Regions from separate parts of the Homo sapiens genome. Here region 1 is linked to region 2. The links are chromatin contacts, found by Hi-C or POLR2A ChIA-PET in ENCODE. All regions are on one chromosome and are shown on one strand. The core of a region is the stretch at or near the end of the contact, and the rest is flanking DNA. Distances in the headings are between cores, read along the strand shown. Region 1 overlaps AUTS2 (activator of transcription and developmental regulator AUTS2). Region 2 overlaps AUTS2 (activator of transcription and developmental regulator AUTS2).

Region 1 (4,252 bases), core at 758-3,257, 63 kb before region 2:
TCACACACATCTAATAAATTCTACAACATGAAACCCTTCAGTGGCTCTACATCACTTGCACTATGAAATGAAAACTCTTTAACAAGACTTGTCAAGACCACTTGGGATCTGGCTCCTTCCTATCCTCATTCCTGTAATTTCTAAGCATTCCAACAACATCTCCAGGTCCTCCAAATAACCAGGCCCCACACTTTGGGTCTTTCCAAATGGTGCTTCATGGAATGCAACCTCCTCCCCCGCCATGACCACTACAACTTTACATAAATCAGGTTAACCTCCACTCCCTCTCCAAGAACCAGATCAGGCATTCCCAGTTTGTACAGCAGTACTCATGAAAGAGATAACTGTCACTCACATTGTAATTGTCTGCTCCAAAGTCACCTCTCCTCCCACTCCCATTGTAAGGCCATGAACTTATTAAGGTAGTGGTTCTCAAATGAGGTAGAGCCCCAGCAGGTGGAATTTTCAAAGTCCCCATGGATATTCCAGTTTAAAAATCCAGCCCCTGAGGACAGCAACTATAAAACCCTTCAGTGGCTCTACATCATGTTTGCTATAAAATGCTACCTTTTAAGAAGACTCATCATCATCCAGCTATCTTCAGATCCTGAAGTGCCTGGGTCACTTTAGGATCTAAACAAGGGTGAAGAGAATGAACAACAGAAAAGAGCCAGGTGTGGTGGCTCATGCCTCCTAGCACTTTGGGAGGCCAAGGTGGGAGGATTGCTTGAGCCTAGGAGTTCAACACCAGTCTGGGCAACATAGGGAGAGACCCCCATCTCTTAAAGAAAAAATAAATAAATAAACAAATAAATAAATAATAAAACAATAAAAAATTAGCCAGGCATGGTGGCATGTGCCTGTGGTCCCAACTACTTTGGGAGGCTGAGATAGGAGGATCGCTTAAGCCCAGGTGGTTGAGGCTGCAATGAGCCAAGATTACACCACTGCATTCCAGCCTGGGCAACAGAGCAAGACCTGTCTCATGAACAAAACAAAAAAAGGAGAAAAAGAGAGCATACAAAGAAAAATACCAGAGGTTGAGTATGATAAAACTGATGAAAGCTGATTAAAAAGTGATGAAAAGCTGGAACAGTTTATCAGAAAAGAGAAAATACTAAAAAGTGACAAATTCTTAGAAAATTATAGAAAAATGCAGTCAGACTAAATTAAAATGTCAATTTCACTTGCTTTTTTTTTTGGTAAGACGGAGTCTTGCACTGTGTCACCCGGGCTGGAGTGAAATGGCACAATCTTGGCTCACTGCAACCTCTGCCTCCCAGGTTCAAGCGATTCTCCTGCCTCAGCCTCCCAAGTAGCTGGGACTACAGGTGCCTGCCACCACGCCCAGCTAATTTTTTTTTTTTTTTTTTTTTTTTTTTTTTTTTTTTACTTTTAGTAGAGATGGGGTTTCACTATGTTGGCCAGGCTGGTCTCATACTCCTGACCTCGTGATCCACCTGCCTCGGCTTCCCAAAGTGCTGGGATTATAGGCATGAGCCACCACGCCAGGCCTTGACTTGCTTTTTCACAATGATACAAAGGACTTTTATGAGGTGAGAGTACAAAGCTGAAAAATTGTTCCCTAAGCACAAAAATGACTAAACAAAAATAAAATGAACATAACTGGAAGTGGTGAGGTCTTGTGGAGAGAGAAGGAATCACAAACATTCTCAACTATACAACCACCAGGATAGGTTATGGAACTGTCACCTCCACAGGAGATCTGCTTGCAAACGATGGTTCTAGCTGAGAGTTCACCTAAAGTCCAAAGGATTAACTCGGAAATCTCTTGGGTTGCCTCTGAGCTCAGGAAGATGCAAAAGTGGGGATTTGGGATTATCTACAGTCCTACTTCACAATTTTGTCCTCATATTTGAGCCCAGAGAAAAGCTCTCTTCTATACAGCCATTGCCGCCCCTACAGATTCACTTTCCAATTCCCCAAAACAGGGCATTCTGGGAAAGCAATTGCTTTGGCTGAAATTTGATAGGCACAGGTGGCACCGCCAGCTGCAAGTAACTTAGCTCTTACTGGCATTGCCACATCTCTTGGACTTTGCATATTCTATGTCAACAGAGAGAAGTACAGGGGAAGAGGAGCCAAGAAGAGAAGAAAGTGAGAGTGTGGGAGAAGTAAGGGCATCCTCATGGTGCAGGTTCACTGAGGCTGTCACTTGTGTTCATTCTTTTGTAAACAGGGCTAGATGAAGTTATGGATGGAGACAATCCGGTCAGACACTGGGTCAGCACTACCCACGTGTCAGCAGACAAAACCAACAGGAGAAAAAAACAAAACAAAACAAAACAAAACCAACAGGATCCTTCAGATGTCCTTTCCAAGCCAGAAACTGGTATCACTTCCTGCCTGCCAGATAGTGAGATTCTGGGATTGACATTCTATTCCAGGTGAAAGTGATTCTTCTACACATGAACTCACACGGGCTCCTCTCTTACCTCCAAAGAGGTATAGTGGCCAGTCCTTTTTTCTCTGAGCTCTTGAATACTTGGTTACCCTAGTAGAGTAAACACAGGCTCCAGTTTAGCAAATTCAAGCCCAAGGGAAGGGATATTTGGGGCTCATGCTTTGAAAGTTGAGTATTTGGGGCTCAGGCTTTGAAAAGCTATGAATTATTTATTTTTCTGGTGGTCCCTTCACAGCCTTTGATTTCTAGTAAAGATAAGGATGGCCAGAGACGGATACCGAGAAAGGATTAAAAACAAACGGCACACAGCTATCAGCAGAGGCTTTACTGGCACAAGAGTGCCAGTTTTCTCCTTCTAAATTACAAATTCCCTGATCTCTGAAAAAAAAAAAAAAGTCAAGGGCCCTTCAAGGACTCTGCTACCACCTGTATGTTGAGGCCACAATCAAAGTAAAGACCACATTCAAGAGCCCATGCAGTCAGAAACTTGATTTTAAAAGATTTTCTCTTTCTACCTCTTTAATTACCTCCTGGCCCCAACTTCCTAGGAGCCTTGCACTGTCTCTTGAAAGTAGAATCCTGACTGAGATTCTAGGACATGCCTTATTCCCAGATCGAACCCTCCCCAGAGCTCAGCCCACGGTTTTCCTCACTGTTCTCCCCAAATGATGTATGGGTCTTGCTTGAATGAGACCACTCTAAATGAGCAACATACCACCATAACAGTGCCACCAAAGATGACCACTCTCTAGAAATATTCCTGGGCAAATGTTATTTTGAGGCCCATTCCTATAATGAAACATCCACCTGGGAAGAACAAAACCAGGCTGGCAGCAGAAAGTGTGCTTGCTGTGCTGTCAGCTGCTCATTCACCAAACCTGTAAAGCAGGTCCCAGGGGGGCTCTGACAGCTCCTACAACTAACCCATCAGTCAAACATATGATGCTACAATTTGATCCAAGAAAGCAAGTATCAATTATATCCTTCCAATACTAAAAGGGAAAAAAAAAGCACCCAACCAACCATAGCCAAAGAGATAATAGCAGCGAGTTTCACTCTGAGGCTGATCCAGCTGATCTCCTGGTTACCATGTGCTGCACTCCAGCCTCCAAAGTCACCATGAGTCAAGTGGAGAGCGCTGATCATGGTTCATGCCAGTGGCATTGTTTGTACAACCTACAACCTTCATGTGAGGAAATGTAGTCTGCTCAGTTCAGGACAGGAGGTAGACCAGAAACTGAGCTGAATCCCTGACGAGAAAATAAACTGCTAAATATTGTCATATTAAAGTAGTCTAACAGAAAAAGTTAAGAATTAAAAAAAAACTAACCTTGTTTCCCTGTCTCCTTAAAGGGAGCAGCTTTCAGAAATCACTAGATTCAAGTTTCAATTGTTACCATCTTGAAAATAACAAATATCTATAGATCTCTCTTTATAAAAATGTATCTTTTAAATATACAAAACCCCTCTTTTGCTTATTAGATCTGGTCAACCCCTCACTGAATTCCTTCCACACAAGTCAAAGGAAAAAATTATTTTTCCCTTTTCCTCTCTCATTTTTGCTGGCATACCAACCTTCCAGCCCCCAAAACCTACAGAAATTGCTTGTCTGATGGACACTTTTTTCTTCAGGAAATGACATAGTGACATAGGTAAAAGGTGATTTGGATAGACTGCTGTGTCACAAATTGTCAGGATCTGATTTAGAGACCTTGCTTTTGTCAAGAAAGACAGTTGGATGTCTGCTTTAAAGAAGTACTGGGAATATTTTCATCAAAGGTTTGAATTGAAAAACAGTGGGAGGTAAATATCTGAGATGTTGCCGAG
Region 2 (4,557 bases), core at 1,032-3,531:
CGTTTCAGGTTAATCTTTTCCTTTCTTTAAGAACAGAATATCCTCTTTGCAGATCTCCCTGCGGGCTTGGTATTTGCAACATCAAACAGAACACACAAACCATTGCACCCACTTCCAAAAGCCTATTATACTGTCAACTGGCTTCCTAACTGCAACCAGGGGAGAAGGCTTACAGACTCCTAAGCTTCTCCCACACCCCTGGAAAGTATCCATAATTTCTCTAAGCTACCACTGCATTTTGTTTCACTAAAGAACTCCTAATAAGACAGGCAACATTCCACGGAGAAAAAAAAGCAACTTGAACTCACGAACTATAAATCTCATCTCCCTTTTATTTCTTATTACCTCTCAGACTTTCAATTGTTGGCAGGGTCTGAGGATGGGGTACTGCCATGCAACCCTACCAATGAGCCATTTCCATACTGCTTTATGGATCATAATAAAATTCAGATGCACAAAAAAACAAATCCAGGGCAGGGCAAGAGCTGTAGCAGTATCTTATGATATTGCATGATTTATGTTTTACTACTCGCATTGGGATGCCTAAGAAGGGCTAGAGTGAAAAGGGAGAAGAAAACAGACACAGACCGGTTTTTAACTTTCAAATCAAACAAGTATGTTCTGTATGTTTCCTTTGCTTCTTTAGAATCAATCCAAAGCCATACAAGCCCAAGGGGAAACTGTGGCTGTCAGCCTGTAGCAGCAGGAACTTACTTCCTTAATTGTTAACAGAGTTCATGAATACCTGTCCCAGGACACTACTAATGGGTTCCATGTAGGCAAAGGTTTCTAAAGCATACAGCAAAATGCAACAAGCATGCAGGGCGCATACACAAATATATATAAATACATACATAATTCCCCCTAGATTAAACATAAAACCATTTATATTCTCTAGATGTCCACATTTTCCTTTTTGCTTCCTGCAAATTTTCGTAGTTGGTTATTATAGGGAAAATGGGAAAGTCCTCAAAGGACTATTCATTGAAGAGATGGAAATGATGGAGTGACAATGAAAGAAAAGGGCACAAAGAGAGTCAATACATGCTTTCCTAACAGATGAGCATCTGTGCATCTAAAGTGAGTCAAATCACAAAGAGATTCTCCAATTTGCTTTATCTGGCCCCTAAGTACCTCTTCCAGGAAGGCTTAGCTGGCCTGACATAGCTGTGAAGGGTTCAATACACACAAGGAGTAGTTATAACTTGAAAACACTAAATAAATTCTGGGTAAATTCTTCAAAGGTTATTGGGTTTAGATCCTTCACACAAGTTCTACATTCACACAGTGACATACTCTATAAACAGCTTACATGTTCCATGACACCTCTGTGTTAGCAAGGGTCATTTCTTTTTGATACAGAATCTCCTGGCCTTAAGCCCAGGCAGCCTAGCAGCTGAAAAGGGGTGACTCACTCAGTGTGAAATGCATTAGACACAGCTCACCTGTACATGTCCTTCGTGTCTCCTCATAATCTCCTTTCTCTCCACTTCTAAGTTAATCTTTCAACTTATAAATTGATAAGAAATGTATCCACTGTGGATAATTTCTTCCCTCTAGAGATGGCTTTTCTCTCATGCAAAGCCTGTCCATAAAAGTGAAGGAAGTCAGACAAGTGAATCATCCATCTTGTTTTTTAAAAATCCAACTGAAAATGTTGCCTAGGCCCATGGGTATTACTGAGCCAGGCAGAGATTACCACCCATAATTTTTTACTTTTGATTTTTATTTAACAACTCATTTGTATAACCACGATGAATGGAGGCAGCAGACCTGAAGAGATTTGCAGCTGAAGTCCTATCAAGTTGGAAGGTTATGTCAGCTGCCGAGTCTGGAAATGGAGCCCTGCACAGCAAGAAAACGATGAGAGATTGGTTACAGCCATAAGTAATTGATCTGTCTGAAAATACGGGCTACGAATCATGGGATTAATGCTGGTACTCCAGCTGGGCTGCATTGCTCATTTCCCTCTAGCTCTCTGACAACAAAGACATGCCTGTTTCTCCAGGGACAAGAAATTTTTATTAAAATCTTTATACAACGTAGCAGCAAAGACTCTGTAAAAGCATCCTAGAGATTTGGGGAGGAGGGGAGGTGCAGGCATCATAAGGACACCATCCTACAATTTTCGTTTGATCTGGTTTTCATTTCAAAGCAGTCACCAGCCTGCTTCCCATGGCCAAATGTACTTGCCCCTCAGCTCTGCCGACATGGAGAGGGGGCCCCGCGAGTGGTGCTCCTAGCTGAGATGTGGATGAATAAAGCGGTGGAGAGCTGCAGGCAGAAATAAAGTGGGAAGGCATCCAAAACCGCAGCTGTGCTGGCCCATTAAAAAGCTGAGACTCATTCTGCTGTTCGACCTCATGCTTATCACCACATAACTATTCATCAAAGAAATTTCAGTGCAATTAATTAAATTATTCCCATGTCTGTGCCACAGAGTCGTTATTCCAATATCAGCTTTCACTCACACTCTCTTAAGCTCATGTCTGCATGCCAAGTCACTACTCTGGGGTTGTCCAGTCTCAATAAAGCTGTGCTCCTCACCACTCACACAGGCTATCATTTCTCTTTTTTATTGCCATTTATTTTCCACTAGGATTTTGCTGCCAGTGTATTGGCAGGACTTCCAGTATATGGATGTAATGAAATCTACCACAGACACTTAACACGGGGTCAGGATAGAGCTCAGCTCATGTGAAGCAGTAATATAATAAACAAATGCTTTCAGAAGGAGGATTTTATCAGCTCAAAAACAGGACTTGGTATCCTCTGATACCAAGTGCAGAAAAAGTTGGAGTCATTTGAAAATTCCTGCGATAATTAAGTTTACGGCTAAAATATGCCTAACATGAGAAATCTGAGCTACAGCACAGATTCCTTTTCATCTGTCAAAGCTGGTTTATTAAAAAGGAAGGAATAAAAATGTACTGGTGAGATTATGTTTTTTAAATATAATCTTAGGAGTATTAAAATACTCCTAAGTATTAAAAATAATACTTAGGAGTCACAGACCTGTAACTGGCACACTAATATAATTTGGGGGATATGACGATTGCCTGTCAAACTTTGCTATAGCTACAAGAAAATGTAAATGAGATTAAGAGTATAATCCCCCCTACTTGATAGCTAGCAGGCAAATATTTAAGGCTCTTCTCTTTCCCTTGTATGTCACCACAGCAAATTACAGGATTGGAACAAAGTGAACACCTATCATCTTAGCACTAAATTTTATATTCCTACATGTTGGGTATAAATCCAACATTGGAAAGATGTAGACAGAACTTCAGGAATCTCCGTACTAACTCAGAAATGAAAAGTACGTGCTCAGATGATTACCACAGGACCCAGAAGGGCCACCATTTCAGGCTTATGAAGCACTTATCCTTCATCTGCCAAGAATCTCAGGAGGTAGGAAAGCCAAAAAGAAGAACAGTGACTGTAACAGCAGAGTGGTTTAGTACCTGGCTTCCTTGAAAACCTCAGCAATCCCAGAGTTTACAAGAGAAAACAGACAATGTTCTTTTCCAAGTGTCGAGACTTGATTCTGTCACTATAAACATCAGATTCCTGGTAGTAACTTTTATATGACCTATTAAAAAAAATTTATAGGACCTGGAGTGTATTTTGTAAATGGGTCCATTAGGTAAAGAAATTACTAGCTGAGGAGAATCAGAATAGTCCTATGAGGATAAAACATTTTCTAAATTTGATGAAAGCTATAAAACCACAAATCTAAAGGCTCAAAGAACCCTAAGCACAAGAAACATAAAGAAAAGTACACCAATGCAGATCATAAAAAAATTGCTCAATACTAGTGATAAAAGAAATTCTTAAGAGCATCCAGGGGAAAAATGACAGGTTATATACAGAGGTTAAAGATTAGAATGATACCTAATTTTCTTACTTAAAAAATGCAATTGCAAAGACTGTGAAACATTTTTACAGTACTGGGAGAAGGGAAAAGAAAGTATCAACCGCTAGTTCTATGCACAACTAACATGTCTTTTAAAAATTAAAGTAAAATGAAGATGTTTTCAGATATACAAAAGCTGAAAGAATTAATCACCAGTAGGCCTGTACTTCAAGAAACGTTAGGCCAGGTGTGGCAGTTCATGCCTGTAATCCCCAGCACTTTGGGAGGCAGAGGTGGGCAGATTACTTGAGGTCAGGAGTTCCAGACCAGCCTGGCCAACATGGTGAAACCCCATCTCTACTAAAAATACAAAAATTAGCCGGGCATGGTGGTGCACATCTGTAGTCCCAGCTGCTCAGGAGGCTGAGGCAGAAGAATTGCTTGAACCCAAGAGGCGAAGGCGGCAGTGAGCTGAGATCATGCCACTACACTCCAGTCTGGGTGACCGAGACTCCGCCTCAAAAAAAAAAAAAAAGACAGAAATCTTAAAGGATAACCTTTAGGAAGAGGGCAAATGGTATTACATAGAAATGCATCTATGTAAAGAAGAATGAAGAGCACCAGAAATTGTAGCACAGCTAGCAGCCTGGCCAATATGGTGAAATCCCATCTCTACTAAAAATACAAAATTTAGCTGGGCA

Evidence for each region. Hi-C counts contacts between places; a loop is a spot of excess contacts on that map. ChIA-PET counts read pairs that join two places held with the same protein, here RNA polymerase II (POLR2A). Pooled maps may share reads with other maps.
Region 1: a map of psoas muscle shows a loop between it and region 2 (4-fold over the local background). The contact joins two enhancer-like sites. A Hi-C loop is called at or near these places in 4 of 168 maps with a recorded cell type or tissue (IMR-90, ascending aorta, naive thymus-derived CD4-positive, alpha-beta T cell and 1 more) and 2 of 50 pooled maps. POLR2A ChIA-PET finds 5 or more read pairs at or near these places in 2 of 52 experiments (IMR-90 and Panc1).

The regions. Positions count from the first base shown.
Region 1 is chr7:70,154,031-70,158,282 of GRCh38, reverse strand. The region is part of intron 4 of AUTS2 (activator of transcription and developmental regulator AUTS2); the gene reads right to left. Among named protein-coding and RNA genes, the nearest start is that of AUTS2, 560 kb to the right of the region's middle. Within about 2 kb of position 2,007, at least 2 of the 41 ENCODE cell types and tissues checked have a DNase peak (open chromatin) inside an H3K27ac peak, as active enhancers do; they include psoas muscle, where a contact is called at or near this core.
Region 2 is chr7:70,090,520-70,095,076 of GRCh38, reverse strand. The region is part of intron 2 of AUTS2 (activator of transcription and developmental regulator AUTS2); the gene reads right to left. Among named protein-coding and RNA genes, the nearest start is that of AUTS2, 490 kb to the right of the region's middle. Within about 2 kb of position 2,281, at least 3 of the 41 ENCODE cell types and tissues checked have a DNase peak (open chromatin) inside an H3K27ac peak, as active enhancers do; they include psoas muscle, where a contact is called at or near this core.